Linked DNA regions of Homo sapiens: region 2 is linked to region 1. A link is a loop called in an ENCODE intact Hi-C map of the cell type or tissue named here. Cell type or tissue: gastrocnemius medialis. All regions are shown on one strand. Links, peaks and the distances in the headings refer to the core of each region. The heading gives the core; the rest is flanking DNA.

Region 1 (15,546 bases), core at 5,578-8,077:
CTGTCCTCCTTCTGACTGTGTTCTCCGATTCCTCGAGCCAAAGCCAGACATCTGTTAGGCGTGGTTCTGCTGCTGGAAGCTGACTGGTGACCACTGGTCAGCATGAAGCAAACTCTGCTTCCTCCAGCCACAGCCCCATCCCCCCAGTGTCCACCCATTGCCCATTGCCTCTCACTGGCTTCACTTGCATATTTCCCCTGGTGTTTGGATGAAAAGCGCTGGGGCTCAGCTTGTGTGAAATTCCTTGGTGCTCTGCCAACCACACTTCGTTCTGGCTCAGCTGACTCAGCTGTTCCACCCAGGCCACCTCACATCAAACTTTTTTTTTTTTTTTTTGAGATGGAGTCTCACTGTGTCGCCCAGGCTGGAGTGCAGTGGCACAATCTCGACTCACTGCAACCTTTGCCTCCTGGGTTCAAGTGATTCTCCTGCCTCAGCCTCCCAAGTAGCTGGGACTACAGGCATGCGCCACCACGCCCAGCTACTTTTTGTATTTTTAGTAGAGATGGGGTTTCTCCATGTTGGCCAGGCTGGTCTCGAAGCCCTGACCTCAGGTGATTCACCCACCTCAGCCTCCCACAGTGCTGGGATTACAAGTGTGAACCACGGTGCCCGGCCTCACATGAAACTTTTGATTTATAGAGAGCAGAGGGAAGAGCCGGCTGTGCCCATCCTTTTCTGGGGCCATCGAGTGGCTCCTGGGCAGCCCCCAAGGTTAGGAAGGGCAGGAGCAGCCAGGGTTCTCTGATGCCCCAGACTCAAGCACGAGGGAAGGTCTCAGGGGTTCCATGTGAGCCTCATGGATGTCTCTGCTTAGCAGAGCCCTGGCTTTGGGCATTGTCCAGATAGGGGGTGAGAACCAGATCTTCTCATCTCCAGGACCTCAGACGTATAGTTTTCTCAGATTTCTGTGCTTTCTGGGGCTGGGCTACTAGTGGAAGAAAGCAGTCTATTCTGTCTTCTCCCAAATCTCCCAGATGCCCAGTCTGTTGAAGGAGGAGCAGAACCAGGGGGCCTTTCCCGCTGAGGCCCGACCTGTGTCTCCTTCAAATGACACGCGGGACTCAGGGCCTTCCCATGACCATGGGGCCCAGGGGGCGTCACCTGGCCCAGGGCCCAGTGCTAGAAACAGATGACCCCAGGAGGAGGAGGCAGGGCAGGAGGGAAGCTGGCAGGGCTGGGATGGTCAGCCAGGCTGAGGGGCGGACTCGCACCAGGATGGAGCTAGGAAATGATCCAGGTGTGTTTGGCGGCTGCAGGTGGGTCCGCATGGCTGTGCAGGGAGGGAAGGGCTGCGTGGCAGGAGAGCAGCCGGGGGAGGCCCAGACTCTGCTGAAGAGATGCCTGTTGTGCCGGCCTCCACATCCGCTGCCCGCTCCTTCCGGAGCTCCTGCCCCGCCATGCTCAGCCTGACTCTGACCAACACGTTGGAGAGAAGAATGATCCCTTTGTGCTATTAAGCTTGCTTATTTGGTTTCTAAGTGCTTCATGCGAACCTAGAGGAAAAAATTATTTTCCACCTTTGTTTGTCTTAAGAAAATAACACACTTTTTTTTTTCCTATTTGAACAGGCAGACGGCTAATCCACATGGTCTTCGTCCTTGACGTCGTTTTACAAGAAAACAATGGGGCTGGTTTTGCTTCCCCGTGCATGATTTACTCTTAGAGATGATTCAGAGGTCACTTCATTTTTATTAAACAGTGAACTTGTCTGGCTTTGGCACTCTCTGCCATTCTGTGCAGGCTGCAGTGGCTCCCCTGCCCAGCCTGCTCTCCCTAACCCCTTGTCCGCAAGGGGTGATGGCCGGCTGGTTGTGGGCACTGGCGGTCAAGTGTGGAGGAGAGGGGTGGAGGCTGCCCCATTGAGATCTTCCTGCTGAGTCCTTTCCAGGGGCCAATTTTGGATGAGCATGGAGCTGTCACCTCTCAGCTGCTGGATGACTTGAGATGAAAAAGGAGAGACATGGAAAGGGAGACAGCCAGGTGGCACCTGCAGCGGCTGCCCTCTGGGGCCACTTGGTAGTGTCCCCAGCCTACCTCTCCACAAGGGGATTTTGCTGATGGGTTCTTAGAGCCTTAGCAGCCCTGGATGGTGGCCAGAAATAAAGGGACCAGCCCTTCATGGGTGGTGACGTGGTAGTCACTTGTAAGGGGAACAGAAACATTTTTGTTCTTATGGGGTGAGAATATAGACAGTGCCCTTGGTGCGAGGGAAGCAATTGAAAAGGAACTTGCCCTGAGCACTCCTGGTGCAGGTCTCCACCTGCACATTGGGTGGGGCTCCTGGGAGGGAGACTCAGCCTTCCTCCTCATCCTCCCTGACCCTGCTCCTAGCACCCTGGAGAGTGCACATGCCCCTTGGTCCTGGCAGGGCGCCAAGTCTGGCACCATGTTGGCCTCTTCAGGCCTGCTAGTCACTGGAAATTGAGGTCCATGGGGGAAATCAAGGATGCTCAGTTTAAGGTACACTGTTTCCATGTTATGTTTCTACACATTGCTACCTCAGTGCTCCTGGAAACTTAGCTTTTGATGTCTCCAAGTAGTCCACCTTCATTTAACTCTTTGAAACTGTATCATCTTTGCCAAGTAAGAGTGGTGGCCTATTTCAGCTGCTTTGACAAAATGACTGGCTCCTGACTTAACGTTCTATAAATGAATGTGCTGAAGCAAAGTGCCCATGGTGGCGGCGAAGAAGAGAAAGATGTGTTTTGTTTTGGACTCTCTGTGGTCCCTTCCAATGCTGTGGGTTTCCAACCAGGGGAAGGGTCCCTTTTGCATTGCCAAGTGCCATAACCATGAGCACTACTCTACCATGGTTCTGCCTCCTGGCCAAGCAGGCTGGTTTGCAAGAATGAAATGAATGATTCTACAGCTAGGACTTAACCTTGAAATGGAAAGTCATGCAATCCCATTTGCAGGATCTGTCTGTGCACATGCCTCTGTAGAGAGCAGCATTCCCAGGGACCTTGGAAACAGTTGGCACTGTAAGGTGCTTGCTCCCCAAGACACATCCTAAAAGGTGTTGTAATGGTGAAAACGTCTTCCTTCTTTATTGCCCCTTCTTATTTATGTGAACAACTGTTTGTCTTTTTTTGTATCTTTTTTAAACTGTAAAGTTCAATTGTGAAAATGAATATCATGCAAATAAATTATGCAATTTTTTTTTCAAAGTAACTACTGCATCTTTGAAGTTCTGCCTGGTGAGTAGGACCAGCCTCCATTTCCTTATAAGGGGGTGATGTTGAGGCTGCTGGTCAGAGGACCAAAGGTGAGGCAAGGCCAGACTTGGTGCTCCTGTGGTTGGTGCCCTCAGTTCCTGCAGCCTGTCCTGTTGGAGAGGTCCCTCAAATGACTCCTTCTTATTATTCTATTAGTCTGTTTCCATGCTCCTAATAAAGACATACCCAAGACTGCAATTTACAAAAGAAAGAAGTTTATTGGATTTACAATTCCACATGGCTGGGGAGGCCTCACAATCATGGCAGAAAGCAAGGAAGAGCAAATCACATCTTACATGGATGGCAGCAGGCAGGGAGAGAGTTTGTGCACAGAAACTCCCATTTTTTAAACCATCAGATCTTGTGAGACCCATTCACTATCACAAAAACAGCACAGGAAAGACCCACCCCCATGATTCAATTATCTCCTATCAGGTCCCTCCCACAACACATGGGAATTATGGGAGCTACAAGATGAGATTTGGGTGGGGACACAGAGCCAAACCATATCATTCTGCCCCTGCACCCCCCAAATCTCGTATCTTTACATTTCAAAACCAATCAGGTCTTCCCAACAGTCCCCCAAAATCTTAACTCATTTCAGCATTAAGTCAAAAGTCTACAGTCCAAAGTCTCATCCAACACAAGGCAAGTTGCTTCCACCTATGAGCCTGTGAAATCAAGAGCAAGTTAATTACTTCCTAGATACAACGGGGGTACAGGCATTGGGTGAATACAGCCATTCCAAATGGGAGAAATTGGCCAAAATAAAGGGGCTGCAGGCCCCTTAAAAGTCCAAAATCCAGCAGGGCAGTCAAATCTTAAAGCACCAAAATGACCTCCTTTGACTCCATCTGTCATATCCAGGTCACACTGATGCAAGAGGTGGGTTCCCATGGTCTGGGGCAGCTCCACCTCTGTGACTTCGCAAGGTATAGCTTCCTTCCTGGCTGCATCATGGGCTGGTGTTGAGGGTCTGCAGCTTTTCCAGGCACATGGTGCAAGCTGTTGGTGGATCTACCATTCTGGGGTCTGGAGAATGGTGGCCCTCTTCTCACAGCTCCACTAGGCAGTGCCCCAGTAGGGACTGTGTAGGGGCTCCAACCCCACATTTCCCTTCTGCACTGCCCTAGCAGAGGTTCTCCATAAGGGCCCCACCCTGCAGCAAACTTCTGCCTGGGCATCTATGCGTTTCCATACATCTTCTGAAATCTAGGCAGAAGTTCCCAAATCTCAATCCTTGACTTCTGTGCACTGGCAGGCTCAACATCACATGGAAGCTGCCAAGGCTTAAGGCTTGCAACCTCTGAAGCCACAGCCCAAGCTCTATTTTGGCCCCTTTCAGCCATGGCTGGAGTGGCTAGGATGCAGGGCATCAAGTCTCTAGGCTGCATACAGCACAAGGACCCTGGGCCTGGCCCATGAAACCACTTTTTCTTCCTAGGCCTCTGGGCCTGTTATGGGAGGGGCTTCTGTGAAAACCTCTGACATGCCCTGGAGACACTTTCTCCATTGTCTTGGGGATTAACATTCAGCTCCTCATTACTTATGCAAATTTCTGCAGCTGACTTGAATTTCTACTCAGAAAATGGGATTTTCTTTTCTATTGCATTGTCAGGCTGCAACTTTTCCAAACTTTTATGCTGTTTCCCTTTTGAAACTGAATGCCTTTAACAGCACCCAAGTCTCTACTTGAATGATTTGCTGCTTAGAAATTTCTTACACCAAATACCCTAAATCATCTCTCTCAAGTTCAAAGTTCCACAAATCTCTAAGGCAGGAGCAAAATGCCACCAGTCTCTTTGCTAAAACATAACAAGAGTAACCTTTGCTCCGGTTACCAACAAGTTCCTCATCTCTTATCTGAGAGCACCTCAGCCTGAATTTCATTGTCCATATCATTATCAGCATTTTTGTCAAAGCCATTCAAAAGGCTGGGCGTGGTGGCTCACCCCTGTACTCCCAGCATTTTGGGAGGCCAAGGCAGGCAGATCACCTGATGTCAAAAGTTCAAGACCAGCCTGGCCAACATGGTGAAACCCCATCTCTACAAAAATACAAAAAGTAGCCAGGCATGATGGTAGGTGCCCATGATCTACTGTAAGCTACTCAGGAGGCTGAGGCAGGAGAATTGCTTGAACCAGGGAAGTGGAGGTTCCAGTGAGCTGAGATTGTGCCAGTGCACTCCAGCCTAAGCAACAGAAAGAGACTCTATCTAATTAAAAAAAAAAAAAAGACATTCAACAAGTCTCTAGGGAGTTCTAAACTTGCCCACGTTTTCCTGTTTTCTTCTGAGCCCTCCAGACTGTTCCAGCCTCTGCCTGTTACCCAGTTCCAAAGTTGCTTCCACATTTTCAGGTATCTTTACAGCAGTGCCCCACTCTACTGGTACCAATTTACTGTATTAGTCCATTTCTGCGCTGCTGATAAAGACATACCCAAGACTGGGCAATTTACAAAAGAAAGAGGTTTATTGGACTTGCAGTCTCACATGGCTGGGGAGGCCTCACAATCACGGTGGAAGGCAAGGAGGAGCAAGTCACATCTCACATGGATGGCACCACAGCATTTATTAAGCACCTGCAGCATGACAGACCCTGGGTTCCAGAAAACTGGGGCTTTCTACTTTGGTTTGTTCAATACACTCCTGGCCCTGTCATTGCTCTGCTCCTAACTCAGCCCCATCCTATGGGGTCCCCTGAGCCCCAGATGTGCCTGGAGTGAAGGTCCCTGAGCAGACATCATTATAATCCTGTCTGTTCTGCACAGGTCAATGGACCATTGAGCCAGTGCTTATGTTACTGGTGGTGAGTGTCCAGGTTCTTGGTGTCTTGAACAAAGAATTAGGCAGAACACACAAACAAAGCAAGAAAAGAATGAAGCAACAAAAGCAAAGATGTATTGAAAATGAAAGTACACACCACAGGGTGGGAGCGGCCCGAGCCTAGGGGCTCAATGGCCCCATTACAGTTTTTGGGGGGTTTAAATACCCTCTAGAGGTTTCCATTGGTTACTTTGGGGGCCCTATGTAAATGAAGAGGATAAAGTAAAGTTACAAAGTCATTTACTCGGCATACTCCCTGTGGAGGGGATAGTCCCTGTTAGAGTTGAAGTGTGAATCAGCCTTACATTCCTGCCTCCAGACTCGATTTTCCTGCCTCACTTACAGGGCAGGCCACGGAAGCCGGAGAGCAGGGTGTGATGCCAGCGCTGCCCGTCATGGCTGGGAATGGAGGGGTGGGTAGGGAGGGGCAGTTCCATTGCTTGCCTGAACTCAGGGCCCCTCTAAGTGCAGGAAGGAGTCACACAAAGTGGTCTCCAGGGCTCTCTCCCAGTTCTGGCCGCTGGGGCCACTCCCCTCTCGGCTCTGGATGACTAGTTAGGACAGGCCTGGGGGATCACCACACATGTTCATTTTGGCTGAAAGGAACATCCTTGCGGGCACCTTGGGGCATCCCCAGCAGGTTCACTCTGCTGGGGAAATTGAAATTGCTGTTCTCTGGGACACATACTGTCAACTTTCTTCCTCCATCCTCTCTGGTTATCACTAGCAAAATTCTAACAACAGCAAAATAGAATCCTGTGCAACACTTTGACACCTCTGACTCTGTTTCCCGTGCAGCAGAAACTTAAGGCAAGTGGAAGACTGATTTGGGTGGTGGTGGAAGGAAGGGACGTCTTGTAGTGGAGAAGTTTCCCAGGCCTGCCACGAGAGGGCACCTGCCTCATGGAAGGGCCGAGCTGTCTGATGCACCAACACAGCCAGAGGACCTGGGCCATGTCCACTGCGAGAACGCGTGCCTAGTATTGAATTAAGAATGTTTGGATCCACCCTGCCTTACTCTTGCAAACCTCTGTGTGTGTGTTGGTGTCGTCTCTCCCTTAAGCATGAGTCAAACTGATCACCCTCTGTTAACAGTAGATCAAGTCAACCTGCAGGTGCACTTCAGCACCTGGGGGAACCATAAAGTTGCTGCCCAGCGGCAGCTGCTGACCTGGGCTTGTGAAATGTCCACTGCTCTCCGGACATCCTCTCTTATAAATGTATTCTCAAACTTCCCGAAGAATTGAAAATTACACAGTCCCAAGAGTCAGAAGAGATCTGGGATGGGGGGGCGTGGTCCAGAGGGGAGAGGATGGTGTTGCTGGTCCAGCCCCCACCCCCAACCTGACAAGCAGCTGTGCAGCTTGGCCTGATGCCCCCACTGCCTGGGACCTCACAGCTCTTGAGGAAGCCATGCCATCCGGGGGCCCCTCTGTAGAAAGTACCCCCATTCCCCACACTGATCATCTAGAATATACCTCCCCAGAGGATGTCACACCTTGGTGCTCACACTTCATCTCTCTTGTTGCCTTTTGGCCTTCTCTTTCCTAGGCTGGGGCAATCCTGATCCTTCAACTCTCCCCTTAAGGGACAGAGTGTCCGGTCCTCTCCTGCCCCATCCATCTAGTCCACTGTTCGATTTCCTGCCCTTGAGCCTGCCCTGGCCTCATGGTGAGGAGGCCCAGCAGCAGCACTGATTGGGAGCCATGGTTCTCAGAGTCAGGGCGTAGGAGTGTGGCTCGAGTCTCCCCCAACCAGGCTAGACCAGAGAACTTCAGTCAGGTTCTCCTCCAAGGTTAGTGTTCCGCCTTCTCTGCTTCCCAGACCGCTCCCCCAGCCACAGCCTCTGCAGGTAAAGTCCCACTGGGAAACCTTTTTTTTTCCCTGAGATGGAGTCTTGCTCTGTAGCCCAGGCTGGAGTGCAGTGGCACGATCTGGGCTCACTGCAACCTCCACCTCCCGGGTTTAAGCAATTCTCATGTCTCAGCCTCCTGAGTAGCTGGGACTATAGGCACACGCCACCACACCCAGCTAATTTTTGTATTTTTAGTAGAGACAGGGTTTCACCATATTGGTCAGGCTGGTCCCGAACTCCTGACCTCAGGTGATCCACCCGCCTCGGCCTCCCAAAGTGAAGGGATTACAGCGTGAGCCATCGCACCTGGCCTGGCAACCGCTTCCTGACTGGGCCTTGTGCTTTTCAACTCCATGCCAGGTGCCCAGTGACTCAACAAATTGGACATTTGATCAATGCACATTATTAAGTTAGCACCGTTGGCTTCATATTGTTTCATTTTTTAAAGTGTGTTCCCCCATTTCCCTCCAGTCTCTAGGAAATCATCAGACCCTGTTCTTTTGCTTGCTCCTACCTGGCCCCGCCACAGAGGGCAGCTTTACGTCCACTGCTCCACTGCACCCTACCTGCTAGTTTCAGGCTTCTCGCCAAAATACAAAACATGGCAGAGCAGTGTCTGCTAGAAATGAGTTTATTACAGAGAGAGGAGACAGGGCTCCGACAGGACGCACACACACGGCACTCATGCTCCTAAAACACTGGGTTTGTGAAGGGACATTATAAAAATGAGGAAATAAGCTGTGATGTTCAGCATGTGTCAGTTTCTAGGAATACAGAGAAGGGGAGAGCTGCAAGGTGGAGCGATTCTGAGGGCTGAAAATCCCTTTCCCAGTACGAAGACAGCATCCTTCAATCCCGCCAGCTCATGTGCATCTGAGGGTGGGGCTCTGTCTTCATGCTAGAAACCAAACTGCTCTCACAGCTTCCTGCTAAATCACCACGGCTAACGGATAAGCAGAGACGGACTATCCAGTCTGACTACTGAGCACTCAAGTCGTCAGTCCAGTGGCTACCCGGGAACGGGGGCAGACAGTGTGCGTGCACGTCTACGGGGCTGGACAGAGTGTGGTTAACCGGGGAACTGGGCAAGCCGGCGCCGAGCCTGCGTCAGCCGTGCAAGCCGCTCCTTCAGGAACTTCCGCTTGTCGCTGGTGTCGCTCCGCTCCTTCAGGAGCCAGCTGTAGGTGTCCTTGTCCTGCAGGAGCTGCAGCATGGCCTTCTGAAGCTGCTGGCCGTACGTCTGGAGCATGAAGAACTGGATGATCAAAGGGATGTGGCTGGAGATGCGCTTGCTGGCCTCCTGGAAGGAAAGAACAGTTCACGGGAGGGTGGAGGGGACACTGTGAGGAGGGGACTCTGACCTCACCATGTGCACATGAGGGGATCCAGATTCTCAATGAGGGAGACCCTCGCAGGGCAATGACCTTCCCCTGGGTTTCAAACCCATCAATCTCCTCCATGGTGGTGGCAGAGAGGAACTATGCACAGTGCAGAGAATGTCCCAGCTATGAGTCATATTCCCAGCAGCTTTTCCTGACCATTAAATGGGTAATTCTGATGGAAGAGGGCAAAATATGCTCTATAAAGGTAAGCAGGCAGACAGTGCAAAAACTGCATTTCCAGACCAGCCTGGTCAACGTGGTGAAACCGCGTCTCTACTAAAAATACAAAAAATAGCCAGGTGTGGCGGCACACCATGGGAGGCTGAGGCAGGAGAATTGTTTGAACCCAGGCAGGGGGAGGCTGCAGTGAGCTGGGATCGCGCCATTGTACTCCAGGCTGGGCGACAGAGCAAGACTCTGTCTCATAATAATAAATAAATAGGCGTGAAACTCTGACACTTGCTACCACCTGGATGAGGACATCATACTGCATGAAACAAGCCAGTCACAACTCCTATGAGGTACTTAGGTTAGTTGAATTCACAGAGACAGACAGTAGGATGGTAGCTGTCAGGGATTCAGGGGCGGGGAATGGGGAATGTGTTTAATGGGGACAGAGTTTCAGTGTGGGAAGGTGATAGGGTCCTGGAGATGGCTGCTGGTGATGCTGGCACAATATGAATGTACTTAATGCCACTGAACTATGTACCCCCAAATGGTTAAGATGGCAAAATAGACATGATGAATATTTCTGCACAATTTAAAGAAAGAAAAAGTGAGGGTGATGTGGGGGTGCTGGCTGCACTAGATGGTAAAACATAAGAGAGTCTTGCAGACAAGACCCAACGCAGAGGGGAAGTGAGTGCCTGAGTGGGCGTGTGGAGTACCAGTGGGAACTAGACGACCCTTCCAGGATGGGACTGGGACCTCTGCTGCCATCTGGATCCTGCCTCATTCTTGACATCAAAGAACTCCAAATGGGCCAAAGGTATCATGTAACAGTTAAAATAAGAAATTACTTAAAGAAAATATTGTCCACCTCATTTATCATCTCAGGGAGACAAAGTCCTTTTAAAGTATGGCAATAACCACTGAGGCCCAAATCCAACTTGAGTTTCTGCTCTAGAAAACTTACGCATAGTCTAAAACCACCATAGACAAAAATGACAAAGCAAATGACAAAATGTAGATCGTCTGCAACAGAAATCGCAGAGGTCTACTATCTCACCAAGAAGCTCTTCCTGGATGAACTGTTTGCTGAGCAAGAAATAGAAATAACCCTCAACACACAAAAAGATGTACCAGCTTGTTGTCATAAGAGAATGCCAATTAAGATTGTAATGAGATGTCATTTTCACCTATTAGGCTGTCAAAAAACCCCAACAAGGCCGGGCGTGGTGGCTCACGCCTGTAAACCCAGCACTTTGGTAGACTGAGGCGGATGGATCACATGGTCAGGCGTTCAAGACCAGCCTGGCCAATATGGTGAAACCCCGTCTCTACTGAAAAAACAAAAATTAGCCGAGTGTGGTGGCACGTGCCTGTAGTCCCAGCTACTCAGGAGGCTGAGGCAGGAGAATCGCTTGATCTCAGGATGCAGAGGTTGCAGTGAGCTGAGACTGCGCCACTGCACTCCAGCCTGGGCGACAGAGTGAGACTCTGTCACCAAAAAAAAACCAAACAAACAAAAAAAACCAACAACTTTAGTGCAGACTAAAGCGGCCAGTGTGGATGGAGCAGGCCTTCTCTGGGTCATCTTTATCAGTCTAAAATAAGCCATCCTTTCCCCAGCTGTGATGGTGTGTTTCATGTGTTAGCTTGGCTAGGCTCGAGTCCCCAGTGATTCCATCAAACACGAATCTAGGTATTGCTGCGGAGGTATTCTGTAGATGTGGGTAACATGTGTAACCCACTGACTTTAAGTGAAGGAGACCATTCTCAATGATGTGGATGGGCCTCATCCAATCAGTTGAGGGTCTTAAGAAGAAAAATGAGGTTTCCCTAAAAAGAAGAAATTCCGCCTGTGGACTCAGCCTTAGCTCCTGCTGCAATTTCTGGCCTGCTCTTCCTGCTGGCCTGCCCTGGGATTTTGGACTTGCCAGCTCCCAAAATGGCAGAAGCCAATTCCTTGAAATATACATATATTTCTTTCTTTCCTTCTGTTTTTTGTTTTGTTTTGTTTTTTGTTTGTTTGTTTGTTTTGAGATGGAGTCTCGCTCTGTCACCCAGGCTGGAGTGCAGTGGTGTGATCTTGGCTCACTGCAACCTCTGCCTCCCAGGTTCGAGCAATTCTCATATCTCAGCTTCCCAAGTAGCTGGGACTATAGGCATGGGCCACCATGCACAGCTAATTTTTTTGTATTTTTAGTAGAGACCGGGTTTCGCCATGTTGGCCAGGCTGGTCTCAAACTCCTGGCCTCAAGAGATCCACCCACCTCAGCCTTCCAGAGTGCCGGGATTACAGGCATGAGCCACCATGCCTGGCTGAAATATACTTCTTTACATACATATATCTGTGGTTCTGTTTCCCTGCACAATCCTAATATACCAGGAATCTCATTTCTAGGAATTGATGCTTCCAGATACATGATATACAAACAAACCTATTCACAGCAACACACCTGCATTAGCAAAAGACTGCAAACAAACTGTTCGCTTAAAGGGAGCTGGCTCAATATACCACATCCATAAAATGGGATACTCAGCAGCCATTGAAAAGAACAAGGCAGCCCCATCAGAACTGAGGCAGAACAATCTCCCAGGTACAGCAAAAGAGGCAGGGTACAGAGCAGCACGTCCACTCCTCTGCTAACCTTTGTGTAAAAACCATTATAAAATGTATATGCATGGGAGCTTTTGAGTGCATGAGTCAGCCTCGGAGGACAGAAATGAACCCGGAGAAGGGCTGCTTCTGTCCAGGGAGCTGCTTGGCTCGGAGACTCCTCTGCCATTGTCACTCATCCTATTGTTTGGATTCTGTGCATGTATATGCCTCACCTACTCTCAAGGTAACTGTTCATTCTAGGAGGCAGTGGAAGCAGCGGACAGGTGTGAGCTTGGCTGCAGGAGAAGCTGATGTGCATGCCTGTCTTCCCCTTAACTGGCTTCACTCACGTGCATGCAGCTCCCAGTGTCTGGAGGAATGGATGTTGACCCTCGGTTTAGAGCCTTGCTCCTCCAAGTGTGGCCTCTATCCAGTAGTATGGTGACCCCTGAGAGCCCGTTAGAAATGCAGAGGCCAGGCATGGTGGCTCACGCCTGTAATCCCAGCACTTTGGGAGGCCGAGGCAGGCAGATCACTTGAGGTCAGGAGTTCAAGACCAGCCTGGCCAACATGGTAAAAGTCCATCTCTACTAAAAATAGAAAAAATAGCTAGGCATGGTGGCAAGGTAAGCCTGTAATCCCAGCTACTTGGGAGGCTGAGGCAGGTGAATTGCTTGAACCCAGGATGTAGAGGTTGCAGTGAGCTGAGATTGTGCCACTGCACTCCAGCCTGGGTAATGGAGTGAGACTCGGTTTCAAAAAAAAAAAAAAAAGAAAGGCAGAATCTCAGCTTCATCCTGACCTGCAATCAGCATCTGCATTTCCACAAGATCCCAGGAGGCCTCTGTGCTGGGTGGAGTTTGAGAGGCCCTGCTTTAAAGCATCCAAATAGTAAGGCAATGGGGACATCTGATAAACCGAGAGATTACAATTTGCTTTACCTCCTCAGGTGTTTACACATCCCAAGGGCTCTACCTGAGTTGTGTCTGTGTTCACTGCCTCCTTCCCTAGGATGAATTAGATTGTACTTCAGGTTAACTGAATCGTGCAGTATCAACCAAAGCATGTGTCTACGCGATAGCTTCCATTTAGTCTGCTACCATTGCATTCCAATGCTGCACTAAGGAAATTGTTGTAAACCAGAAATAAAATCCTATGCCTTCCAGCCAACTCAACAGACCCCCTCTTGGCCAAGTGGACCCCAGAGAAACCTGAAAATCTGAATTCCTGGCCGTAACAGGAAGAGAAGCCAGGCCCTTTTGGAGTTTAGGTTGAAATTGAGATCATAAGGTTGGCCAAAAAGACTCTGGAGTAGTAAGATACCATATTATAAAGTCATGTGAGGCAGGGGTTAAGTCACACACACCCCACAAACCATGAAATCTCCTTGGATGAGTTTCCATGAACTCAGTATAAAATGGCTTACTTTCCAACCCGACTCTGGTATAGCATCACAAGACAGATTGCAGACCCTAAAGGAAATACAAATATTTTACCTAAAAATATATTTTGTGGACATATTTTGAAACGGCTGTAACAGGACCAACAGATTGAAATGGCCCTGCCATGTTTTGTGGGGGGGGAATTTGCACCTGTAGAGAATCTCCATTAATGCAGTCAGACCTCTCCCCTTCTAGGCCTTCCCTGAATCTAGGAGAGATTAACTGAGAGCCTGCTGCCTCTAAGGCCTGAAAAGAAACATTTACCATTTATTCTCTCTGAAGGCTGCTACCCAGAGTCTTCATCTACATACCTTTGGCCTCTAACACTGCCTTAACTCAGGCATTTCTTTCTATTGATGTCAAGTTTGTAGACAAAGTTTAACTCTTTCAAGCAATCGTCAACCAGAAAATCTCTGAACCCACCTATGACCGGTAAGCTCCCCCTCCTTCAAGGTGTCCTGCCTCTTTAGGGAGGGCAAGTACACCTCCCATGTATTGATTTATGATTTTACCTACAATTCCTGCCTCTCTGAAATGTATAAAATCAAACTGCATCCTGACAGCCTCAGGCACACTTCCTCAGGACCTCCTGAGACTGTTCCCAGAGCCATGGTCCCTCATATTTGGCTCAGAATAAACCTCTTTCAAATATTTTAACAGAGTTTGGTTTTTCCATTAGCAATCCATTATCATCATCCACACTCGTCTCCTGGAATATGCACTAGAATCTATGAGGAGACACCATTTTACAAAGAAAGCTGAGGCTCAGAGAGGTTAAGTAACTTGGCCAGAGCTAGACAGCCATCAAAACCAGATGTCACTGGCTCTAAGCCACCATCTCTCTGTCTGAGGTTGAGCTGCTTCTACGAAGGCGATATGGTTTGGCTCTGTGTCCCCACCCAAATCTCATCTTGAATTGTACTCCCATAATTCCCACCTGTTGTGGGAGGGACTCAGGGGGAGATAACTGAATCATGGGGGCAGTTTCTCCAATACTGTTCTCATGGTAGTGAGTAACTCTCATGAGATCTGATGGTTTGATAAGGGGAAACCCCTTTCACTTGGCTCTCATTCTCTCTCTTGCCACCGCCGCCAGGTAAGAAGTGCCCATTGCCTTCTGCCGTGATGGTAGAAGGCCTCCCCAGCCATGTGGAACTGTAAGTCCGTTAAACCTCTTTCTTTTGTAAATTGCCCAGTCTCAGGTATGTCTTTATCAGCAGCATGAAAATGGACTAATACAGGAGGCTAACAAGGAGGTAAACGACAGAGCTGACCAACGTCACCTACAGAGAGAGCAAGACTAAAGAGAGAGGCGTTCAGAAGAAAAGGAAAGAATGGAAGCTGGCATCCTGAACCACGCGAAGACGTACCTGGTGATAGGCCATCAGGTGCTGAAAGATCTCCTCCATGGAAGAGTCTGTTGCCGAGCTGGACTGGAAAGCCCCAAAATCCCAGGATTTCTTCTTCTTTTCTTCTTCCAGCTCCTTCTCTCTGACCTTCTGCAATGCACCCCTGTATACCTGGTCCTGGCAGTAGACAATCTGTTCCATCTGGAAGTGGAGGCGGATCAGCTTCTCACCTTCTCTCTCTTGTTCTGCTCTAATGTCTTCAATTTTGGACTACAGTAAAAAATAAATAAATACAGTTTCCCTCAAGACACAAATTCCTGAGTCACAGGAAAGTAGGTAAGAAGTCCGTAAATACCAGGTTACCCAACGTGAGTGAAACAGCACGTTTCCTGGAACAGCCCTCTGGGCCGCGCCCTGGTGTATCTAAGGCAGGTTTCTAGCCCTGGCTGAGGGTCAGAGCTTCCCAGGAGGCTTGAGCCACAGATGGGCCGGACCCCCATCCCGGGGCCTGGGGACCTGCACAGGCTTGCTTTCAGGCCCCGTAACTCAGCTTCTTTCCTTTCTCTTTTAGGGGCTTCTATATCTGATGGCGAGGATTGTCATATCCATCAGATAATCCACAGGGATGAGCAGGAAAGCCATGTTTAAGTCAGAAAATTATGTTTTATGTTCCCGGGGTTTAGAGAAACTGGTTGCCAAAACCTGAGGAGGA
Region 2 (15,546 bases), core at 6,016-8,515, 340 kb after region 1:
CTCAAATGATCCTCCTGCCTCAGCCTCCCAAGTGGCTGGGACTATAGGCACATGCCACCACACCTGGCTAATTTTTATATATATTTTTGTAGAGATGGGGTCCTGCCATGTTGCCCAGGCTGGCCTTGAACTCCTGAACTCAAGAAATTCACCTGTCTCAGCATCCCAAAGTGTTGGGATTACAGGTATGAGCCACCACACTTGGCCTGAGTTTTGTTCTGGCAAGTAGCTAATTTCCTTGTATGTAGTTCAGCATGATTCTTTCAGTCTTATTTTTAAGCATGTTAGGGTGAGTATAAAGTAGCTTTTACTATGAGGCTAGAGAACCACAGTTTCTGAGGCATGGCATTTCTGAGGCCTCAATTGAGCTCCTAGGGTATTCCTCAGACCTATGAATTCTGGCGAGTTGGTACTCCTACGTCACTTGGCTCTTTGCAAGTTCTGGAATCTCTACGTAGCTCTTTTCAGCCTCACCTCCCTGTGCCAAGGATAGCTGGTGGTTTATTGCTAAAAGCTTTGCCTGGCCTTGTGAAATCTCATCCTATATATCCCCAACTTACGATTCATTCAGAGACTCAAGGAGACCCCTGTATAAGTTTCTGCAGCTCCTCCATGAAGCTCCTCCAACCATGCTTTATGTACTCTGTGCCACCCACTCCCATAGTCTTAGCAACCAAACTCTGAGCTTTGTCTTCTCTGCTCAGCAGGATTACTATGCACTACTATGCACTGCTACGCAGTGGATGAAGAAAGTTTTTTTATTTTTTTATTTTTTTTATTTTTTTTGAGATGGAGTCTTGCTCTGTCGCCCAGGCTGGAGCGCAGTGGCACGATCTCTGCTCACCGCAACCTCTGCCTCCTGGGTTCTAGCAATTCTCCTGCCTCAGCCTCTCAAGTAGCTGGGATTATAGGCACACGCCACCATGCCCGGCTAATTTTTTGTATTTTTAGTAGAGATGGAGTTTCGCCATGTTGGCCAGGCTGGTCTCGAACTCCTGACCTCCTGATCTGCCCACCTCGGCCTCCCAAAGTACTGGGATTACAGGAGTGAGCCACCGCACCCAGTCGTGAAAGTCTTTTACAGGGAAAGAAAGTGGCAAACTCCAACCCTGGAAGGAGGAGCAGAAGATGGAGGACCCGGGGAAGGAGGGGTGGGGGATGGGGACATCCCAGGCAAAATGAAAACAGGCATGGGCTTGCCTTCCCTATGCTATGATACGGAAAGTACTTTAAGTCAGAAAACAGGGTAAATCATAGTGCTTATCTTATTTTTCTCTCCAACAGCTCACAGTACTGCCATGTCTGATGTCTTACATCTTCAAGCAGTTGTTTCACATAATTTTCCCATTTTCCATTGTTGATGGTAGGAGGGCTAGCCTGGCACCAGTTACTCCACTTGGTTCTTCTGGATGTTGAGGGGAGAACACGGGAGACAGAAGGTGGGGTTTTAGTCTGTGTATCCTCAGCTCTCCACAGTAGACACAGGTTCACGGTAGATGCCTGTGGCAGTTTCAAGAATGGGTCCCCCAAGATGCCGACATTTTAGTCCCCAGAACCTGTGGGGATGTTACCTTCTATGGCAAAAGGGACTTTGCAGATATGATAAATTAAGGATCTTGAGATGGGGAAGGTGATTCTGGATGATTTGGGTTGGCTCCGTGTGATCACAACCTCCTTAGAAACGGCAGACAATAGTGACACCAGCAGAAAAAGGAGCTGTAAGGATGGAACCAGAGGTTGCAGGGATGCACTTGGAAGATGCAGGAAGGGAGCAGGAGCCAAGGAGTGCAGAGCCCCCAGGCCCCAGAAAGACAAGGAATGGATCCCTCTGTAAAACCTCCAGAAGCAGTGCAGCCTTGCCAACACCTTGATTTTACACTTCTGAGTTTCCGTACTGTAAGAGGACACATTCTGTTATTCGAAGCCACTAAGTTTGTGTCAATTTGTTACAGCAGCCACAGGAAACTAATTTATAGTGCCTTATAAATCCCAAGGAAATTGGGGTTGCTCAATATTAATGGCCTAGTGATAATTAGCTAACAATTCTTTGAAATGATTTTTGGCTAGTTATATATGGAATGAAATGAGAACCCTTTAAGCAAAAAAGCAGTTGATCTCATAGAAGTAAAAAGTAGGACAGAGGATGCTAGAGGCTGAGAAGGGTAGGGGGAAGGGAGGGGGAGGGAGAGATTTGTGGAAGGTTACAAAATTACAGCTAGAGGAGAGGAATACTTTCTAGTATTCTACAGGACTGTAGGATGACTCTAGTTCACAATAATACAGTTTCAAATAGCTAGAAGGAAGACATTGAATGTTCCCAACACAAATAAATGATACATATTTGAGATGATGGTTACGCTAATTACCCTGATCTGATCACTGTACCTTTTACATACTGAAATATCATGCCGGGTGTGGTGGCTCACGCCTGTAATCCCAGCACTTTGGGAGGCCAAGGCAGGCAGATCACTTGAGGTCAGGAGTTCAAGACCAGCCTGGCCAATGTGGTGAAACCCTGTCTCTACTAAAAATACAAAAATTAGCCGGGCATGGTGGTGGGTGCCTGTAATCTCAGCTACTCAGGAGGCTGAGGCAGGAGAATCACTTGAACCTGGGAGGCGGAGACTGCAGTGAGACAAGATCGCGTCACTACACTCCAGCCTGGGCGACAGAGTGAGATTCTGTCTCAAAAAAAAAACCCAAAAAACCAGAAACATCACTATGTACCCCCATGAACATGTACAGTTATTATTTGTCAATTAAAAAAAATAAAAGGTTAAAAAAAAAAGCTGAATATCATAACCAAAAAAAAAAAAAAAGGCGAGGAAGGGATCTGGAGTGTCAATATTAGTTGGGCACAGGGTCTGGAAGGAGCCGTCTCATTCTCTTGACACACGGTGAAGGGGTGGAGGTATTTATGAGCTCATTACGTTGACAGGAGAGTCAGGTCTTTCCTCATGTCTGCTAAGATAATTCTTCTCCAACATCTGTCTTTCAAATATTAGCTCCATTCCGTGGAGTCAGAAAGTCAGAGATTTTTTTTTTTGAGACGGAGTTTTGCTCTTCTTACCCAGGCTGGAGTGCAATGGCGTGATCTCGGCTTACTGCAACCTCCGCCTCCTGGGTTCAAGCAATTCTCCTGCCTTAGCCTTCTGAGTAGCTGGGATTACAGGCATGCACCACCACACCTGGCTAATTTTGTATTTTTGTAGAGACGGGGTTTCTCCATGTTAGTCAGGCTGGTCTCAAACTCTCGACCTCAGGTGATCAGTCCGCCTCGGCCTCCCAAAGTGCTGGGATTACAGGTGTGAGCCACCACGCCTGGCCGAAAGTCAGAGATCTTTAAAGCAGAAATTCTAGAGTAATTAACTCTGTTAATTGTAATGGAAACCATTGTCCAATGCATTCTATATGATAGACGCCTCTGCTGACGTTGCTTTACTGTAGCCCAGCTTGGCCCGCGTGCTCAACTGGCCACTGAATGCAGGTAAGTCCTTGCAGTAATCCTTCTGGGGAATAAACTGCTTGCCTGCTTTAGTTCCCAATTTTCCCTCCTTGGAAATAAAACTCAGCTCTGTGAATATGAAAATAACTATTTTATTCCTATCACTGAGCCTCTGCCCCCTCCAAAACTCCTCGTTTGGAATCTGTGCTTTTGTAAGGAGCCAAAATACTGAACCCAGCAAGTGAATACAAGAAAAGATGCCTTAGGGCTCTTTTCAGCCTCACCTCTCTGTGCCAGGGCTAGCTGGTGGTTTATTGCTAAGAGCCGCTCCCTCACAATTCCCTGGGAAGGCTTGTCCATTGCTCTCAAGCTGCAGCTCTGCGAGGTCACTCACCGGTGGCCACTGGCCGGTGTGAACTGTTCTGCTCACAACTGGCAGCCGCCCCATCATGAGGCTTCCTTTCGGCCTCAGCCTCTGGGCTAGAAATTAGTTGCCTTTGTCCGCAGTTACTCTGTTCCCCAGCCTCGCTGTGATTATAAATAGCCCTATCCATTCCAGGACAAGTGATTCAGGACTCACACACAGGTTGCCATTTGATCGTAATTATATAATCACATCTGTGAGCACTGCATGGGTTTTAAAATGAAGTGGTAAGTATTGGCTTACTGACTCTAGAGGGTGGTACCTTGGCAGAGGCAGTTGTGTTTCTCCTCATCCTCAAGAAATTGGCGTCGCGAACCAAATGTTCCGTGGTTATGGAATGTTCTATATAAGATTCAAACTGCTGCTTGGAAAAGCTAGGGAAGACCTTCTGGCATGCTGCAAGTTGATCTTTTCTGGCGTAACTGAAAATAGGAGAGAAAGAAGGGAGAGTGTGGAGTTTTTCTTGGTTAAGTCACACAGACAAAATTAGTGCTAGAAGAAGCACTAGCTTTAGAAAACGTGTCATGTGCTTGGATTGTGGATGGCAATTTTAGTACTCCTGTGTGCTCAACTTTTAAATGTCTCTCTAAAAATTTTATTAAGGGCATCCTTGTGGGGGCACATATCAATTTAGTGCTTGCTCTAGCAACCAGATGCCGGGCAGGTTCTAAGACCTATTTCTGACTAGAGTGAAAAGCAAACAGAACTATTTCTAAGATAACATCTTTGCTTGATTTATGCTAATTTCTTGTTAACATTTAAAATCAGTTCCTTGCTTTAATTTAGTATTAAAATTCAGGTACCCTGCCCCCTCCAAGGGGTAAAAAGATAAGTGGGAAAGAGCTTATTTGGACACCCAATGGGGGCTTATCCCCAGATTTAATGTAAAAATATGATTGATAATACATGTGCTCTTTAAAAGTTTTACATTCTAAATCGGAAAAAAAGCAGGAGACTTGCTGTAGACGGTTGGCTGGATTGTATTTTGCCTTCATCCATTTCGACCTCTGCCTCCACTCTGGGTTTAGAGAATGCTCCTGGCTACAAGCTCTCAGCTTTTTCACGTAGCCTGTGACCTCCCAGGGAGACACTGACCCCTAGTCCATCCATTTGCACATTTATTCAGCAAAAATTGAGCATCTGAGGCTGTGTTCTAGACACTGAACAAAATGCCCTGCCCTTATAGAGCTTACCTTCTTGCAGTTCTGTTTTTGTAAATCTACGGAGCCAGCAGAGAGTTGTTCTCAAGCAGGTTCAGTGACTCTTCATCAGGGCCAGAATCCTTCCTGCCACATCTGATCGGGGTTTTGTGTCCCTGTGTCCTTCTGATGCAGAGGACACTGTCATTGTCACTGCCATTAGGAACCCCATGCACCTGTCCACCTGCCCCACACAGAGGCTGGCTTAGCTGCACTCGTCACTCCCTGCATCACAGCTATGCACACGTTTGCAAGTCCCCATTCTTATTTTTGTTTATTCGTTCATTAATTTGTCATTTCTTTTTGCCCTCATCTCCCACTCCCATTCTCCCCTTTTCCGTTGGCAATCAGGTTGATGTGTTTAACGCATATCTCTTAATTTTAAGGTAGTTTTAAAAGAAGGTGTCTCCAGTTTTGTGTGCACTTGTTTAAATTGTTATGTGAAGGATAAAGAGCTTGGGTTCTTGACTCAGCCAGCTTGGGTTCCAGTCCGAGTTCTGCTGTAGTCTGGGTGGCCTTGGCCTTACTACACAATCTCTCTGCATCTTCGTTTCATCATCTGTAAGACGGAGCTGAGACTAGTAACCTACTTGGCTTAACTGTTTCATGGATTAAATTAGTTAATATGGTGAGGTGCTTAGAAGAGGGTCTGGTAGGTGGTCATCCCTCCATAAGGGTTGGCAACTAGTGCTGCTAGTTCATCTTTACATGCAGGTTATCTTCACCTTCCCCACCATATTTTACAGAAAGAGACACTGGCAAGTTTAGCTGATTAACGTTTGTCCTGAAAACCAGTCCCCTAATTTTCTCTCTCCAGCTGACATGCTTCAGGGCAGGGCTGCAGTGGTTAGAAGGAGACAGTGGTCGTGTTGCAGCAGTTAGAACTCAGTGAGGAGAGAGAGGTCAAAGGGTCGGTAAAACAGGGGAAGTTTCATATAAAGAACTACTAACCACAATAAAAGAATAACTACAAGACATAAGGAAATGCAATAGGGTACCCTAGGGCAGTGGTCCCCAACCCCCTGGCCATGGACCAGCATCAGTCTGTGGCCTGTTAGGAACTGGGCTGCACAGCGGCAGGTGAGCTGCAGGTGAGCAAGCGAAGCTTCATCTGTATTCACAGCCGCTCCCCATCATTCGCATTACTGCCAGAGCTCCACTTCCTGTCAGATCAGCGGCATTAAAATCTCACAGGAGTGAGAACCCTATTGTGACCTGGGCATGCGAGGGATCTAGGTTGCACGCTCCTTACGAGAATCTAATGCCTGATGATCTGTTACTGTCTCCCATCTCCCCCAGATGGGACCATCTACTTGCAGGAAAACAAGCTCAGGGCTCCCACTGGTTCTATATGATGGTGAGTTGTATAACTATTTCATTTTATATTACAACGTATATTACAATTACAATAAATATTTCATTATATATTACAATGTATTTTTATTTAATAAAAATAAAGTGCACAATAAACGTAAGGTGCTTGAACCATCCTGAAACCATCTCCCCAACCCTGGGTCTGTGGAAAAATTGCCTTCCACAAAATTGGTCCTTGGTGCCAAAAAGGCTGGGGACCACTGTCCTAGGGCTCAGGGAGATGCCCAAGGAAGGAGGGGCTGGGAATGTCTCCAGACCTTCTGGAGAGGGTGTGGTCAGCCAGGGGAGGCAGGAGGTGCCCCGGCTTGGCCACGACAAGGCGGGTCTGGAGCCACCGGGGCACCTTCATGAGCACAGGCCCTGCGGTGTTGGGGGGCTTGTGGCCCTGCAGAGCACAGGGGGCTGCGCAGGTGCTTGGTTTCCCTGTCGAGAGGGCTGAGGCCAGGATGTCACCAGGCTGAGATATCAGAGCCACTGTGGTCCTCACACCTATGTCCGGCTGGAAGTAACAGACGGCCTTGTTCTCCTGCGTGTCCCTCCAGCGCCCTCTACTGGGAAAGCTTCGCCTCGCACTTTGAAGGAGAGAAATACTGAGAACAATTCCGTGGCTTATCACAGAGCATGTTCAGAAGGATGTGGGCATTGCTGAGAGGCAGTACATGGAGACTGACACTCAAGTCCACTGCACACTCCGCCTCGTTACAGAAAGCATTGCCAAGGAAGTCACTGAAGAAATCACCCGTCTGGGCCTGGCGCGGTGGCTCACTCCTACAATCCTAGCACTTTGGGAGGCCGAGGAGGGTGGATCATGAGGTCAAGAGATCGAGACCATCCTGGCCAACATGGTGAAACCCCGTCTCTACTAAAAATACAAAAATTAGCTGGGGGTGGTGGCGCATGCCTGTAGTCCCAGCTACTTGGGAGGCTGAGGCAGGAGAATCGCTTGAACCCAGGAAGCAGAGGTTGCAGTGAGGTGAGATTGCACCACTGCACTCCAGCTTGGCGACAGAGTGAGACTGCCTCAAAGAAAGGAAAAAAAAAAGAAAGAAAGAAATCAAGAAATCATCCATCTGCTTTGGATACGCGGCCCTTCAGGAAAATTCCTTAACTGTTCAATATTCACTGAGTGCCTACTGAGTGCATTGTTCCATGTGCTGGGGGGTAAGTGATAAAGGTGGGCAGGCTCCTTTGAAGCTCCTTGAGCTCATGAGGCTCATATTCTGGGGGGAGAAGTTAGATAAATAACCAAATATACAAGAAAATATCAGGAAATGATCAGGACACTGTATTGCATATAACAGAATGCGGGTGGTGCGGGGGAGGGGGGTAGAGATCCTGGGCCGGCCATGAGGTGCCCTCTGAGGGGCGACCTTGAAGCTGAAGCTGAGCCTCAGGAAGGGACTGGCTGTGTGAAGACCTGAAGGAGGGTCTTTGCAAGAGCAGGAGCTTGGCATGAAATTCTCAAATGCATCCCTACAATTCCAAAGATTTTAAATCTATCAACTCTTCCTACCTTACAGATAAGAAAATTATGTGTATGAGTTGATAATTGAATCCGTTATAGATACATCCAATATATTTATATTTTATTGTGATATGCATTTTTTTAAAACTTAGTGAACTGGGTTGCTCTATTTCCTTATGGATTCTTAGATTTTCTGGGTGAAAATTCGTTTGTGCCTCAAGTGCCAGGCCTGCTCATCTTTCAAAGTTCCAGAGCAAGAAGTGGAGCACACCCTTTAGTCCACATCCCTTCTCCCCGCATGCTCCTCAGAGATCATTTAGTTTCTTTTTTTTTTTTTGAGACAGGGTCTCGCCCTATTGCCCAGGCTGGAGTGCAGTGGTGTGATCATAGCTCACTGCAGCCTCAACTTCCTGGGCTCAGGTGATTCTCCCACCTCAGCCTCCCGAGTAGCTGGGACTACAGGCATGCACCACCATGCCCGGCTAATTTTTATATTTTTTTAGTAGAGACGGGGTTTCGCCATGTTGCCCAGGTTGGTTTGGAACTCCTGGGCTTAAGTGATCCTCCTGCCTCGGCCTCCCAAAGTGCTGGGATTACAGGAGTGAGGCACTGCACCCAGCCCTTCACTGAGTTTCTCTATCACCTTCATTTTCTGCCTTCCTGTGGGGACCTCAGTCCTGGAGGTAACCCATGTCCTTTTGCTCCACTGCCAAAAGTCTCTATTAAGGTACATTTGTCCTAAGAAAAGCCCCATGATTTAAAGCTCTGTCTCTTCTTCCCTATCAAGTCTCTAATCAATTACCACTTCTCAGACAGCCATCACAGGGAAAGCTGGAGCTGATGGGCTGTTCTGCACTCACCTATTAGTGGAGAACAGACTTTCATGTGTTATTTAATTCCCAGAGTATCAGGAAACAAAAGGTAATTTTTGTTTGTTTGTTTTTACTATGATGCTCTTGGCATTAGCCACAGGCAGATGGAATGGAGATGTGTGAGTCAGTGCCGGGGACTTACTCTTCCATGAATGCTCAAGGATGGTATGAAATAGGGCAGAACAATCCCATTTTTTTCTTCTTATGTATGTGTGATCAAATTATCTCATTTTATTTATTTTTTTGTTTTCTTTGGACTTTCTTGTTGACACAAAAATAAATAGGAATGGATAAAGGCATAAACAAATGTATTATATGCAATGGAATATTATTCAGCCATGAAAAGGAAGACTTCCTGACACAGGGCATAACATGGATGAACCTTGAAGACAGTATGCTCTGTGAAGTGTGCCAGAAGGGAAAGGACAAATGCTGAATGAGTCCACTTCTATGAGGTCCCTAGAATAGTCTGATTCATAAAGACAAAAAGTAGAATGGTGGCTTCCAGAGGCTGCGGAGGAGGAACATGGGGAGTTAGTGTTTAATGAAGACAGAGTACAGTTTGGGAAGATGCAAAGTTCTGGAGGTGAAAGGTGATGATGGTTGATACAACAAAGTGAATGAACTCAATGCCAATGAACTGTGCACTTAAAAATGGTTAAGATGGTAAATTTTATGTTATGTATATTTTACCACGGCCATAAAGATAAGATAGGAAGGACGTGTCCTGAGGCTTTGAGGTCTGGATGCCAGCTTCATTAGAAAGAAGAAGGCAGGAGGAACATGCATATATATCCTCTAAGGCTGACACTTCATTAGTGTGACCTCAAGGCTCTCTGGGGGCACCGTTTCTATCTGGGTGACTTCTGGCCAGTGCTGTTTTGTTTTCTAACATGGTCTGAGCATGGAGTGACTTCTCTGCTGGGAAAAGGCTGTGGCTTTGAAAATCCTCCCAGCCAGAAGTTTTGCAGAGCTGAGGAGCTAGGCACTAGAAAGGGAAGGAACTACAGGCGGAAATAAATGCTGCAGGATCCTCACACCTGTCACGTGGTTTATTGTTGTTGAGAAACAACAATAAACAAACCCCACCCCAGTGAGTGGAGCATGCATGGGTTACTTCCCTCATTATTCGAGCATCTGAAGAACCTTTTGCAAACACAGATGGCCATTTCTGACAGGTTGGAGCTCTCACTGAATGTGCCTCTCTACTCAGATTTGGCTAAGTCCCGAGCACATTGCAACACGCCTCCCCTCAAAAGCCTCCCCTGGCTTTCCACCATTTCCCAGAATGTAGGTAAGGAGAGGGCTACTCCCTGTGATTGCTTCCCTCTCTGACATGTATAAAACACACATTTGGCTGGCTGTGGTGGCTGACGCCTGTAATCCCAGCACTTTGGGAGGCCAAGGCGGGCGGATCACGAGGTCAGGAGATGGAGACCATCCTGGCTAACACTGTGAAACCCCATCTCTACTAAAAATACAAAAACAAAATTAGCTGGGCGTGGTGGTAGGAGCCTGTAGTTCTAGCTACTTGGGGGGCTGAGGCAGGAGAATGGCGTGAATCCAGGAGGCGGAGCTTGCAGTGAGCCGAGATCCAGCCACCGCACTCCAGCCTGGGCGACTCCGTCTCAAACAAAAACAAAAACACCTATTTACCAATTAGCAAGCTAGAAACGAGTGGCCAACTCTCAAGTGTCTGGTTGATTGACACCATTTCAAAGATCAGGTTTCATTAGGTCATTGATTACCATTATATCTGGTATGATAGATTAATTTCATATTCATTCTATACAGACATTTGTTTATTCAGAAATCTGTGTGCTCCTAGAGGGTGTAAAGTAACTAAGATTTGGAATCCTAGAACGTCTGGAAGGAGGAAGAGCCAGAAGTCAAAAATCCTTGATGTTGGTTGGCACGAGGCTATGGTGTTTCAAGAAGTCCAACAAAGGTAAAAATGTCAGGAATAACTCTGGCCTCACATTAAAAATAACAGTTGCATACGCCTCAACATGGTGTGTCTATGCTTCAGAAAATTAGGTGCTGAACTAGTGCATTTCATTAGTTACAATTCACTCTGATTTGAGAGCATATGTACTTGGAACGAGCAACTGTGTTACTATAATTTGCCCATAGGGCATCACGCATCCTTTCTACCTGCTCTTCTTTGTTTTAATAGAATTTATAAAATGATCTATTCAGAGATTCAAATTCTTCCTGGTTTAGTCTTGGGAGAGTGTATGTTCGAGGAATTTATCCATTTCTTCTAGATTTTCTAGTTTATTTGTGTAGAGGTGTTTGTAGTATTCTCTGATGGTAGTTTGTATTTCTGTGGGATCGGTGATGATATCCCCTTTATCATTTTTTATTGCGTCTATTTGATTCTTCTCTCTTTTTTTCTATATTAGTCTTGCTAGCGGTCTATCAATTTTGTTGATCCTTTCAAAAAACCAGCTCCTGGATTCATTACTTTTTGAAGGGTTTTTTGTGTCTCTATTTCCTTCAGTTCTGCTCTGATTTTAGTTATTTCTTGCCTTCTGCTAGCTTTTGAATGTGTTTGCTCTTGCTTTTCTAGTTCTTTTAATTGTGATGTTAGGGCGTCAATTTTGGATCTTTCCTGCTTTCTGTTGTGGGCATTTAGTGCTATAAATTTCCCTCTACACACCGCTTTGAATGTGTCCCAGAGATTCTGGTATGTTGTGTCTTTGTTCTCGTTGGTTTCAAAGAACGTCTTTATTTCTGCCTTCATTTCGTTATGTACCCAGTAGTCATTCAGGAGCAGGTTGTTCAGTTTCCATGTAGTTGGGCGGTTTTCAGTGAGTTTCTTAATCCTGAGTTCTAGTTTGATTGCACTGTGGTCTGAGAGATAGTTTGTTATAATTTCTGTTCTTTTACATTTGCTGAGGAGAGCTTTACTTCCAACTATGTGGTCAATTTTGGAATAGGTGTGGTGTGGGACTGTAAACTAGTTCAACCATTCTGGAAGTCAGTGTGGCGATTCCTCAGGTATCTAGAACTAGAAATACCATTTGACCCAGCCATCCCATTACTGGGTATATACCCAAAGGACTATAAATCATGCTGCTATAAAGACACATGCACACGTATGTTTATTGCAGCACTATTCGCAATAGCAAAAACTTGGAACCAACCCAAATGTCCAACAATGATAGACTGGATTAAGAAAATGTGGCACATATACACCATGGAATACTATGCAGCCATAAAAAAGGATGAGTTCATGTCCTTTGTAGGGACATGGATGAAACTGGAAATCATCATTCTCAGTAAACTATCGCAAGAGCAAAAAACCAAACACCGCATATTCTCACCCATAGGTGGGAATTGAACAATGAGAACACATGGACACAGGAAGGGGAACATCACACTCTGGGGACTGTTGTGGGGTGGGGGGAGGGGGGAGGGATAGCATTGGGAGATATACCTAATGCTAGATGACGAGTTAGTGGGTGCAGCTCACCAGCATGGCACATGTATACATATGTAACTAACCTGCCCATTGTGCACATGTGCCCTAAAACTTAAAGTATAATAATAAAAAGAAAAGTAGAAAAAAAAAGAATTTATAAAATGAAACAATCCTGAAACCATAGCTCTTCCTTCCAGTACATTCTGGTCAGGCTTGGAGCCAGCCCTTGGTTTGGTCAGTTAGATTGTTGGGTCCACCTGCCACAGAGGCTTCCTCAGCAGCTGATGACTCAGGGATGCTGGCCTGCATCGTGCCGCTGGCTGTGGTGGGTGCCTACACGTGGGTCCAGGTTCCGGGGCAGCATTCAGAAGGTCTAGCCAGTGGCAGGGTTCAGCTGTGGCTGCAGTGGAGCCTCACCTTTTATTTATTTATTTTTTTTTTTTGAGATGGAGTCTTGCTCTGTCGCCCAGGCTGGAGTGCAGTGGCATGATCTCGCTCACTGCAACCTCCACCTCCCGGGTTCAAGTGACCCTCCTACCTCAGCCTCCCGAGTAGCTGGGAGTACAGGCATGTGCCACCACGCCTGGTCAATTTTTGTATTTTTAGTAGAGATGGGGTTTTTCCATATTGGCCAGGCTGGTCTTGAACTCCTGGCTTCAAGTGATCCATCTGCCTCAGCCTCCTAAAGTGCTGAGACCACAGGAGTGAGCCACTGCACCCAGCTGGAACCTCGCTCTTTCACCAGAGCAGCTGGTGGTGTGATGTGGGGTCTTGTTCCTGGCTGAATGCCCTCCCAGCATGTTTCTCTAGTCTAGTGGGAACGACATAATGCCCTAATGCATTTATTCTTCTGTTTAAACTAGCCAGAGAGTTTTTTGCTGTGTGCAAATGATTCTTGACTGATCCAATTTTGTGCATGAGGTGTATATTTGAAAGATTAAAAAGTTGGTTGGAAAAATGCTTGCCAAATTCACAACAGAGGCAACTCTGGAGGAGGAGAGAGCAAAAGAATGGAGGTAAAGATAGGTAAGAAATGGACTTCACCATCCTGGCTAACACAGTGAAACCCTGTCTCCACTAAAAATACAAAAAAACAAATTAGCTGGGGGTGGTGGCGGGCACCTGCAGTCCCAGCTACTCGGGAGGCTGAGGCAGGAGAATGGCGTGAACCCGGGAGGCAGAGCTTGCAGTGAGCTGAGATTGTGCCACTGCACTCCAGCCTGGGCGACAGAGAGAGACTCCGTCTCAAAAAAAAAAAAAAAAAAAAAAAAAAAAAGAAAGAAAAGAAAAAGAAATGGACTTCCGCTCCGTCTGTAATATTTTAATTGCTCTATTAGAAATCCAAAACATGCCAGGTGCGGTGGCTCACGCCTGTAATCCCAGCACTTTGGGAGACCAAGGCAGGTGGATCATTTGAGGTCAGGAGTTTGAGACCAGCCTGGACAACATGGTGAAAACCCATCTCTACTAAAAATACAAAAATTAGCTGGATGTGGTGGTGCACGCCTGTTATCCCAGCTACTCAGGAGGCTGAGGCAGGAGAATTGCTTGAACCAGGGAAACGGAGGTTACAGTGAGCCAAGATTGTGCCACTGCACACCAGCCTGGGTGACAGAGTGAGAATCCATCTCAAAAAAAAAATCAAAACAAATATTATAGATATTAAATATGATAAATATTGTTTAATTCTAGGTAAGAACGTATGGAGGAATTTCCTATATTACACTTTTCCTCTGTAAATTAAAACATATCCCAGAACAACAAAACAATAAACAATGTAATAATAACAAAAGCATGGATCAAGGAAGGCATAAGACATGCTTGAGGTTGGCGGGAGGAGAGTGGATAGTGAGTACTTGCCAGTGGGTACCTTGCACAGTCTACCACATGTGAACTGCAATCCCACATGTGTAGTGTGAAACCTGCACAGCTGTAGCCGTACTGGACCCCCTGCATTGGAGAGTTGGCTGCAGCAAAAGATTCTTGGCATTATAGAGATACAGTTGAAACATTAGTTTGTCGTTGGCTTATAGAGTTGTGAACACCATGTCAAGATGCTGATGATTTTTGAGTGGATGAATGACTTGGTCTAAAGGTACATTTTTATTTATTTATTATTATTATTACCATTATTATTATTTTTGAGACAGAGTCTCGCTTGTCACCAGGCTGGAGTGCAGTGGCGCAATCTTGGCTCACTGCAACCTCCGCCTTCCGGGTTCAAGCAATTCTGCCTCAGCCTCCCAAGTAGCTGGGACTACAGGTGCATGCCACCACGCCCGGCTAATTTTTGTATTTTTAGTAGAGATGGGTTTTCACCATGTTGGCCAGGATGGTCTCGATCTCTTGACCTCATGATCCGCCCCCCTCGGCCTCCCAAAGTGCTGGGATTGCAGGCATGAGCCACCGTGCCCAGCCTAAAGGTACATTTTTAGATAATTAATCAGGCATCTGCAAGCAGGATGAATTGGTGAGGAGGAAGTGGAAGCTATGACACTAGTTAGGGTGATGGCAGGACAGCCTGGGGAGCCAAACCACCCTTACTAGTAATTAGGAGACTTGGGGGTCTTGTTTTATTCTGTTGCTGACAAGCAACAGTGGCATTGCTAGTCAAACAAGAAGGCTGTGTCCCAGCCAGTAGCCCACTTTCTGCTCTCTCTCTGCAGAGACCCTTGGGTCACCCCCACAGGTTTGGTAGCTGCTTCCAGAATGTTGTGTGCTGAGTAAATGTCTGCTCTCAACAGCGTGAGCTGGGCTACCTCCTACATGCCAGTGTCTGCCATCTCTCAGGACACAAAGCCTTTGCTTTGAAGCCTCCTTGTGATGACCCAAATTCCAGTGATTAAAGCACTAACATCCTTGACAGTGAGGCCCAAAGTTAGTGTGAGATGCTACTTTCCCATTTTACCAATGAGAAAATTGCATCCAAAAAGCACAGTGCTCCGGAGAGGACACATCTTGGGGCAATAATGAAACTGGCAGAGAAATGCCAAAGTACTGTCTCCGGCGAACAGCTTGGAAATCATGTGGTGTCTATACAAGGAGTGTCTTTCACCTGGCAGCTCACCGTGAATCGACTCCCTAATTAGGCTCGTCTTGCAAGTTCACATGGAATGCTCCCCACTAGCAGTGCCCCCAGCCATTACGATGCCAGTGCTGTGACCAACTCCTGCATTAGACAGAGTGGATCTTATCTGGGTCTGACAGAAACACCAAGGACTGCCGGCAGCCACCAAGAGCTGGGGATGGATTCTTCCCTAGAGCCACCAGAAGGAACCCACCCTGCTGACGCCTTGATCTCAGACTGCTGCCTCCTGAACTGCGAGAGAATCCAGTTCCG

The links. A loop is a pair of places that touch in the nucleus more often than their neighbours do. Peaks named below come from ENCODE experiments on the same cell type or tissue, not always from the same donor. Only the 100,000 strongest peaks of a DNase experiment are listed, where the experiment ranks them.
Region 2: it touches region 1 in a loop (15-fold over the local background); 51 of 110 quality-filtered maps call a loop at or near these places.

Annotation. Positions count from the first base shown.
Region 1 is chr21:41,452,179-41,467,724 of GRCh38, reverse strand. It overlaps MX1 (MX dynamin like GTPase 1), which reads right to left. Exons shown (of 17, transcript NM_002462.5): 16 at 14,856-15,104; 17 at 8,513-9,197. The coding sequence ends at 8,967. TMPRSS2 (transmembrane serine protease 2) reads left to right here. Exons shown (of 14, transcript NM_005656.4): 14 at 1,572-3,420. The coding sequence ends at 1,583. Among named protein-coding and RNA genes, the nearest start is that of MX1, 34 kb to the right of the region's middle. RefSeq lists enhancers at 7,012-7,211, 7,752-7,841, 9,034-9,535, 14,331-15,530. In gastrocnemius medialis, for the core only: CTCF peaks have their summits at 6,733 and 6,933 (motif pointing right); a DNase peak (open chromatin) is centred at 6,923.
Region 2 is chr21:41,113,439-41,128,984 of GRCh38, reverse strand. No RefSeq gene overlaps it. Among named protein-coding and RNA genes, the nearest start is that of LINC00323, 27 kb to the left of the region's middle. In gastrocnemius medialis, for the core only: CTCF peaks have their summits at 6,800 and 7,000 (motif pointing left); a DNase peak (open chromatin) is centred at 6,984.